2 separate regions of the Homo sapiens genome follow, and region 1 is linked to region 2. The links are chromatin contacts, found by Hi-C or POLR2A ChIA-PET in ENCODE. All regions are on one chromosome and are shown on one strand. Each heading gives the region's core, a stretch centred on a gene start or an enhancer-like site at or near the end of the contact. The rest is flanking DNA. Distances are from core to core; before and after follow the strand shown.

Region 1 (4,112 bases), core at 1,512-4,011, 130 kb before region 2:
GCTCATCTTCTTGCCTTTTGCCTCCCCTAAATCCTCATCTAGATTCCACCTTCCAGCCTGACCTGGTTCTTCTGACCTCCCTGAGAGCATCTTGCTTCCTGCTTCCCACAGCCTTATGGTAACAACTGCCTGGGACCTGTCTCCACCCCCATCCCGTGGCTCTTGTCTGCTGGGCCCCAATTCTCCTTCCTTGGTCACCTGTTTGAAACGCACAGACTGACTATTCCTCTCTTGCTTCCTACTGTGGTATCATTTTTAGTTCCACCTTAAAAAGAAGAATATGAAATTAGTGCACAGGTAAATTTTCCTAGCCTGTTCTTAGAATAATCCAAAGAAAAAACCCAGAATATCCAGGGAAGTGAGTTTGGCTGGTCACTTTGTCTTGCTGGTTCACAATGAAACATAGTGATTCATTCATTAAACAAAAATCATTTAGTTTGGGGCCAGTGACATAAATATACTTAGTGGAACTCAAGCCTCTATAATCCCAACCCTAACCCCCAAACCAAATCTAAACCCAGTTCTAGCCCCAATACCAACCACAATCTTAAAGCCAACCCTAATCCCAAACCCATGCTAACTCCAATCCTAACCTCAACCCTAAATCCAATCCCAAGCCTAACCGAAACACCAAAACCAACTCTAACCCCAACCCAACTCTAAACCTAACCGAAAACTCAACTCTAACCCCAGATCCAACCCTAATTCTAATCTTCCTGTTAAAAGTCTTCCTTCCTTCCCTCCCTCCCTCCCTCCTTCTCTCTCTCTCTCTTTCTCTTTTCTTTCTCTCATGGAAACGGACTCACTCTGTTGCCCAGGCTGGAGTGCAGTGGTGTGATCAAGGCTCACTGCACCTTCGAGCTCCTGGGCTCAAGCCATCCTCCCACCGCAGCCTCCTGAGTAGCTGGGACCCACAGGCATGCACCTGTGGGTCATACCTGGCTAATTTTTGTATTTTTTGTAGAGATGGGGTTCCATTATGTTGCCCAGGGTGGTCTCGAACTCCTGGGCTCAAGCAATCTGCCCATGTCGGCCTCCCAAAGTGCTGGGATTACAGGCGTGAGCCACCATGCCCAGCCTCAGCCTTCCTTTTCTTTCTTAGTGCAATGTGCAGAGTATGATGAAATGCATTTCTGATTCTAGATTGTCCAGTGCCTTCAGATTGGAACAGGTAGAAGGTGAGTGAAACTGGATTGAATATAAGCCCAATCCCGGGAATCACTTTGAAAAACAGGGGTGTGTATTTTAGTTTAAGTCCCCAGGAGCCTATTTTGTGGCCATTTTCGAAAATCAAGATCCTTAGTGTGACCCTATCTAACTGGCCTTCCATAGACGCCTCCCTTGCCGGCTTCTGGACCACACAGACATTGTCCTTGCACGCATGCCCAAGCTCCTTCTGGCCTCCAGGCTCAGAGCACCCACACGCTGTTCCCTTTGCCTGAAATTCTTTTCCTCCACTCCTCACCAGGCTAACTCTGGCTCAGTCCTCAGGTCCCTCTTAAAGGTCACCTCCTCAGGGAGGCCTGCCCTGCCTGCCCCTCCCCCAGCTCCTTTTTATTTCCTACGTGCTCATGGCTCATGAGTTTTCCTTTCAGGGCATTTATGGATATTTGTGGCTGCGTGTTTGTTTGCCTGTTTATTTCTTTAACGTCTGTCTCCCCAGCCAGACGGTGACCTCTTTCAGGACAGGAATGTTTTGTTCACAGTTGTAGCCTGGGTATCTAGCACAGTGCCTGGCACACAGCAGACTTACAGAAAACTGTTGAATGAATGAATGAATGAGTGAATGAATGAAGGAGTGCATTTCCCACTTCTTCCTAAAAGTGAAACAGATTTCAGCTCATTGAAACTCCTGGCTAGGGGGTATTTGTTGGTCTCAGGCCCTGCTCTGGGCCCTGGGGAAGCCAGGTAAGAGGGACGCGGTCCCTCGGTGCAGCCATCTGTTTCTGCCTCCATTGAACTCTCTCAGGCTTACTTAGAAACAGAGGTTTTTGAGAATCCATTTTCTCATTTCAGATTCTCCTCCACGTGGAGTGGGAAGTCGGCAGGTATCATCTCCACTGCTTCACAAGATGCTTTTTCCCAGAGAGGCAAAAACGCCCGTGAGGGTGACCCGGCTGGGAGGCAAACCCTGTCCTGCCCCCAGCTCTTGGCACTGTAACTTTCTTTCTGCCCCTGCACCCAGAAATGCTCATCTGTGTCTACCTCCGGGAACTCAGCAGCCTGGATGCTGCATGAGACCCTGAGGGACTGCAGTACCATCTTCCCAGTTTGTCGACAGGCACGTTGAGGCAGGTACTGGGATCAGGCTTGGGCAAATGAGCCTCTGAGAGGGTGGATCCTTCACTTACGAATGAGGTCCTTCTTTCCATAGGAGCAGGAAAAAGGCCGTTTGTCGTAAGGGTCACTGCTGTTACTGGTCACCTCTGGGTGCGAGTCCTGGGCTAATCGCATATCTTGCGGGACCCTGACAACTCCCCCATTTATCAGATGAGGCAAAGCAAGGCTCAGTCACTTGCACAACGCATATCGCTAGTAAGCGTTGCTGGTGGGATCACACTCAGCACTTCATAGGCAAAGAAAATCCCAGGAGTGCCGAGGAAACGCTGTCAAGATGTCAAAAATACGCGGTAAGACGTCAGCCCGGTGAGCATCCTCCGCACTGCGGACCGCCCGGGGTCGGGGTCACCCGGGCCCCGCCCCGAGCTTGCTGTCGTATCGGCCCCGCCCCACCCACGCCCTCCCGGCCCCTCCTGCTCCGGGCGCGCTCGGCTCCGCCCCCACGGGCAACACGGCCTCCCATTGGCCGCGGTTTCCATGGTTACGCGGGCCGGCGGAGCTGCGGGCTCCCAGACACGTGTCCCCGGGAGCCGCCCAGAATTTGACAGGGGACCATGTGCGCGGCAGCGCGGGAGCGAGACAAAGGACCGGGGGAGGCGGGGAACGAAGCCGGGCGGAGGGGTCCGCGTGGCCCGGGCGGGGATGGGCCCCGCGCTTCTCCTGCGAGCAGGGCACCCCCTCTTCCTTTTTATTTTGAAGGAAAGGGAAAAAAGGAATTGCTACGGAAAGAGAGGTGGGAGAGGAACCCAGTCAATTTCACCTGCTCCCCTTCCTCCAGGAAGAATCGGGTACGCGGGCATCTGAGAACCCGCAGGGTTTCTGCTTATGCCTCCCGGCCCTGAGTTTCTAACCCCACATTGACCTCAGACCTTGAGGTTTAAATTCTGTTTCTCTGTCTTGTTCTAGAACCGAAAGCTTAATAAGTGTGGTTGTTTTGATATTCGAATCATGAGACCCAAGGCATCGTAGGGGACCTCGCCTGCATCCATTCGCCTATCCATCCTACAGCAGCGACTGCACCCCTGATTGTGATGACGAATGCACCCCCATCCTTGGGCTCCGTGCCCACTGCTGGGCTGGGCTGCTCCCTCAGGTGCGGCAGCCAGAGGAGGTGTGGACTCCCATCCCACGCGTTTATCCTCCTGCAGCCTCTCGAGCTTGGTGGCATAGCCGTCCTTCCAGTCCCCAAGCCAGATGTCCTTGATGCCCCTTCTCCCAGCCCCATCCCCATCGCCAGTTGTATCAGTTTTCTATTGCTACTGTAACAACTCACTACAAATTGAGTGGCTTAAAACAACACACATCTACTCTCTTACAGTTCTATAGGTCAGAAATCTGACATGGTCTCAGAGGGCTAAATTCAAGGTGTCTGCAGGACAGTGTTCCTGCTGGAGGCTCTTGAGGGAGAATCGGTTTCCTTGCCTTTTCCAAGTATAGAGGCCGCCCACATTGGCCCCCTTCCGTCTTCAAAGCCAGCAATAGCTCCGAGTCTTTCCTCCCTAGCATCGCTGTGACGCTGACTCTCCTGCCTCCCTCTTCCACATTTAAGAACCTTGTGATTACATTGGTCCTCCCAGATAATCCAGAATAATCTCCCCATCGCAAAATCAGCTGATTAGCAACCTCAATTCCACCTGCAACCTTAATTCTCCCCTGTCATGAAATATAAGAAGGAGATCCATATGTTCCGGGGATTGGGATGCAGACATTTTGGAGGCATTGTTCTGCCGACCACGCCATCCTGACAGTTTTACCTCTGGAATCTCTGCAGT
Region 2 (4,049 bases), core at 195-2,694:
ACAGGGTTTCACCATGTTGGTTAGGTTGGTTTCAAACTCCTGACCTCAAGAGATCCACCTGCTTTGGCCTCCCAAGTGCTGGGGTTGCAGGCGTGAGCCATGGCGCCCGGCCCCTATTTTGATTTTGATGGTGGGTCTAGGCTTTCTGCAACTGGGCAGTCTGCAGAGCTCTGTGGGGCCTCTGGGGTCTGCAGCTTCCTGGGCACCCCCCAGACTCCCATGTGGCTGCCTTTGCTGAGAGCACCCTCCCTGCTTCTCCTGGTGCCTCCAGGGGACACCCCCTGGCTCAGGCCTCCTTCAGAGCTGTCCTCACACCCCATTTTGATTGTTTACCCCTCTGTCTCCCACTGGGCTATGACTGGGACAAGGCATTTTCTTTTTGCATCCTAGCTTAGTTGGGGACACCCTGTGTGGCCAAGTGTCCCCAGGCTCACCCAGCTGAAACAAGATCTGGGAAGGGTCTGGCAACCCTCCCACCAATAGCTTCCCAATGGGAAGAAGCCACACCCTTCTGTGTCTGTTGAGAAGCTTTGGGGCTGTTTACTGCCCACCAAGCTCTCGAAACTGTGGCTCTCGAAACCCAGAGGGAAGGGGAGCCTTATCACTAGTCATGGCTTCTGCTTGATATCTGTCCAAAAGGCCTGACTTCATCAGCCAACAGGCATCCCAGCCTTTTCTGTTAAGTTGGGGTCTGTTTCCACACTGAGAGTCCCTGGGGGGCCTCTGGAGTGGGGATGCAGGCATGGCAGAGCACTAGGTGGGCACCCAGCTTCTCAGACCTCTCTCTTTTCCCACCCAAGCTCCAGGGGCAGAAAACAACCCACACCTGCCAGAAACCTGACCAGGCTGCAGAGCTGGAAAAGCTGGTTTAGTGCAGGGAGGGTGGGGGCAGGGAGGCGGGCAGGGTGAGCCCTTCTGAGGCTGCCAGGCGCTGCTCACATCAGCCGACTGGCCGTTGGCCTCTCAGGACTGTCACTTGGAAGTTCCTTCTCCAAGAGATGGCTATTGCCAAAGTCATCTGTGCAGTGACCACTGCAGGGCCTGGGCGCTCCCGGGAGCCGCAGCGCAGGGACAGTCCGTGCAGACGGGTGGCGGGGGAGGCGGGGGAGGGCAAAGGCCTCCACTCTGCAGGTAGCCCGGGCCTGGTGGGCGAAAGGACTCAAACGCCAGAGCTCTCTGACCCTCGGCCGCCAGGGTTCAAGGCTGGGCCCAGCCGCGCTTTGCCGGGGTCCAGGGCGTGAAGGATCGTGGGGGACCCGATGGATCCTGGGGCGCCCGCTGGGGGCCTCGCGCGGGGACCTCCCGGCTGCTTGAGAGGCGGAGGCAGCAAGAAGCAGGAAAAGGAACTGGGGGGACGCGAGCGAGTGGCAGGCCCTCCTCGGTGGCCGCCGAGCGCGCGCCCAGCTTGGGGAACGCGCTGCCTGCGCACCCGGGCGCGCCCGGGAAGGCCGGCTCGCTGGCACCGCGTCAGTTTCCGAGCTGTCTGTGCATGTCTATTTCTTTCACTAGAGGTTGCTCACTTTCACTTCTTGGTTCCTTTCGCCTCCTCTGACGGCTCCGGGAGCGTCTGTGCGCGCGCGTGTGTGCGTGCCCGTGTGCCCGCGCGCGACCGGCGACCCCGCCCCGCGCCCCTGTCCCTAAAGGGAAGGGCGTCCCGCCGGGCGTCGCGGGGCCTAAATGAACATGGGAACCTGCGCTGGGGAAGGCCCGCCAGGCCCTGCTGGCCCAGGAGGCCCGGATTACAGCCCAGTCTGCGTCGCTGCGGGCAGAAGACCGCGTTCATTACCGGTGCCCCTCGTCCCCACCCACTTCTCTCTCTTTCTGGGTCTCCAGACAACCTTCCCGGAAGCTGCAGCTACTTCTTCTGACTTGGACTGGGGGTAGGGTAGGGTAGGGGGCGCTTTCTGCCACCCCTTTCCCCCATCCCAAGGAAACCGAGGCCAGTATGGACGGGGCCTTGCTCCACTGAACAGGAAGCGACACCCTGAAACTTTTGCTTGAGCAAGTGAGGTTTGGATGGGACCGAGAGGGACCTCCGCAGCTTCTCCCCTCCTCCCCACCCACTCCTTACAGTTCTTTTACACACCCTGTTCCTGGGCCCTACCTCAGGGCCTTTGCACGAGCTCTGGGCTCCAACAGGCCAGAGACCTCTATTCCTCACTAATTGACCTTAGGCAAATTCCTTAACCTCTCTGAGCATCCATTTTCTTGGCTGTAAGATGGGCTCAGAATAAGATGTTTGAGGGTTCAAGGTGATGACCAATACAGAGCACAGGACCAGGCACTTAGGGCAGAGCAAAGGACATGCGTTGGGCCAGGGCAGTTGTGGGGATTATACAGACGCTTCCCTCGCCTGGGGTCCCTCCACTCTCTCCAGGGAGCCTCTTCACCTTCCACCCACCCGCAGTCCTCAATGGCTGACTTTCACTTGGTACGATTCCCTGCCCCAATCCCTGCTGTGAGGACCATCCGGTGGAAATAGAAAGAGGGCCAGGTCTGAAGGCTGGAGAGCTGGGTTCAAATTCTGGCCAGTTCTGTCTGGCTGTGTGATTATGTGCAAGTTGCTAGGCCTCTCTGTGCCTGAACTTTTTTCTCTGTGAAACTGAGGCAGAAGGCTGCCTGGCCTGCATCTCAGGGCCCTCAGAGGATGAAGCAGAGCGCGGTGGGATGTCATTCCAAGCAGTGAAAAGCCTCAGACAGAAGCATGTCGCCACTGTCATTTACACCCGTCCTTGCAGCATGGATTCAGGCTTGAGGAATCAGCTTGTCAACCCCATCAGAGAGGTCCCTGCCTCCTGTGCTAATGGGAGGTGGCTGGAAGGCCACTTCCAAGAAATTTGCAGCTTGATGGGCTCTACCACTCACATGTAGCCTTGGACATCAGTTCCAACAAGGAGGGTACTTGAGGCACGGTGACAGCCCCAAAAGGGAGTGTCCTGGGAAAAGAAGCAATGTGTACTTCTCCAATGAGTAAGGCCTTGGCCAGGGACCATGGTGCGACCTTCCTCAACCCTGCCACCCGGCACCGACATTGACTCTCCCTCACCCCACATACTCCCTCCTGGGCACCAGCCCCCGAAAGGACCCAATGTAGTGGCTCCATCCAGATCTCCCATGCCCCTGTATCAAAGCTGCCATCTTTCCCCCAAGTTCACTGCTCCTCAGTTACTGACGCCATCACCCACCCGATTCTTCAAGCCGCAGGCTCATGGTCCACTGGTTTTCTCAAGACAGAAGCACTGACATTGATTTTGCTATATGCGTACTGTAAAACCACAGACGATATAAAACATGTGCATTGGAGAATGAAAGTTCCCTCATTATATGCCCTCCTGAAATCGCCACATTTCACAGTTTGGTGAATTCCTGTATCAGTTTAAACTCTGTGTTACAACAGACAGAAAATCCAACCAAGATAGGAAATAATGGGCTCATGTAAGGAAATGATGCAGAGGTGATAGTGGGTTTCAGGCATGGTTTGATCCAGAGGCTCATGATGCTGTTGGGGCTCTGTCTTGGCTTCTCTGCAGTTCCCGTCCCTTTGCCTTCCTAACAGTATCAGCTGGGCCCATTCAGGGTGGTGCAGTGACTGCTGGGGTCCCAGAGAGTCTGTCCTCAACACTGCACCATCAGGCACAAGATGGATTCATTTGCTCCTGAGGATAAGTGAGGAAATCTGTTTCTCAGAGGTGCGCTCATCCACTCTGGGGAGGGTCAGAGAAGACTTCCTGGAAGAGGCAAGGCCTAACCTGAGTTGGTGTCTCCTCCTTTACATATGCAAAAGCAAAGTCCCCTTTCACCTTTATGAAACTTGGAGCTCAGAAGTGTTAAGCGATGGGGTTGAAGAGGCTGAAGTGACCGTAGGGCCGTGTGCATGAAAGTCAAAGGCAGATGGGGCTAGGCTGGAGCACCAGGCTGTGTGGCCTCAGGAAAGCAGGACCTGTGGAACAAAGGCACACGAGCCTCCGGATTTATTAGGAGGGATAGGCCCAGCCCCCAAATGCACTCCAGGATTTGTTTATATTATTGTTATTGGAGGCTTTGTCATT

Evidence for each region. Hi-C counts contacts between places; a loop is a spot of excess contacts on that map. ChIA-PET counts read pairs that join two places held with the same protein, here RNA polymerase II (POLR2A). Pooled maps may share reads with other maps.
Region 1: a pooled map shows a loop between it and region 2 (4-fold over the local background). The contact joins two enhancer-like sites. A Hi-C loop is called at or near these places in 5 of 50 pooled maps. POLR2A ChIA-PET finds 5 or more read pairs at or near these places in 6 of 52 experiments (BJ, H1, Panc1 and 3 more).

Annotation. Positions count from the first base shown.
Region 1 is chr9:129,255,755-129,259,866 of GRCh38, forward strand. IER5L-AS1 (IER5L antisense RNA 1) reads left to right here. Exons shown (of 7, transcript NR_187590.1): 3 at 1,144-1,178; 4 at 2,017-2,048; 5 at 2,575-2,630; 6 at 3,040-3,128; 7 at 3,247-4,112. Among named protein-coding and RNA genes, the nearest start is that of IER5L-AS1, 22 kb to the left of the region's middle. RefSeq lists a silencer at 2,670-2,719 and an enhancer at 2,853-3,391. Within about 2 kb of position 2,762, at least 4 of the 41 ENCODE cell types and tissues checked have a DNase peak (open chromatin) inside an H3K27ac peak, as active enhancers do.
Region 2 is chr9:129,382,252-129,386,300 of GRCh38, forward strand. No RefSeq gene overlaps it. Among named protein-coding and RNA genes, the nearest start is that of LINC01503, 47 kb to the left of the region's middle. RefSeq lists silencers at 1,206-1,425, 1,576-1,695. Within about 2 kb of position 1,445, at least 34 of the 41 ENCODE cell types and tissues checked have a DNase peak (open chromatin) inside an H3K27ac peak, as active enhancers do.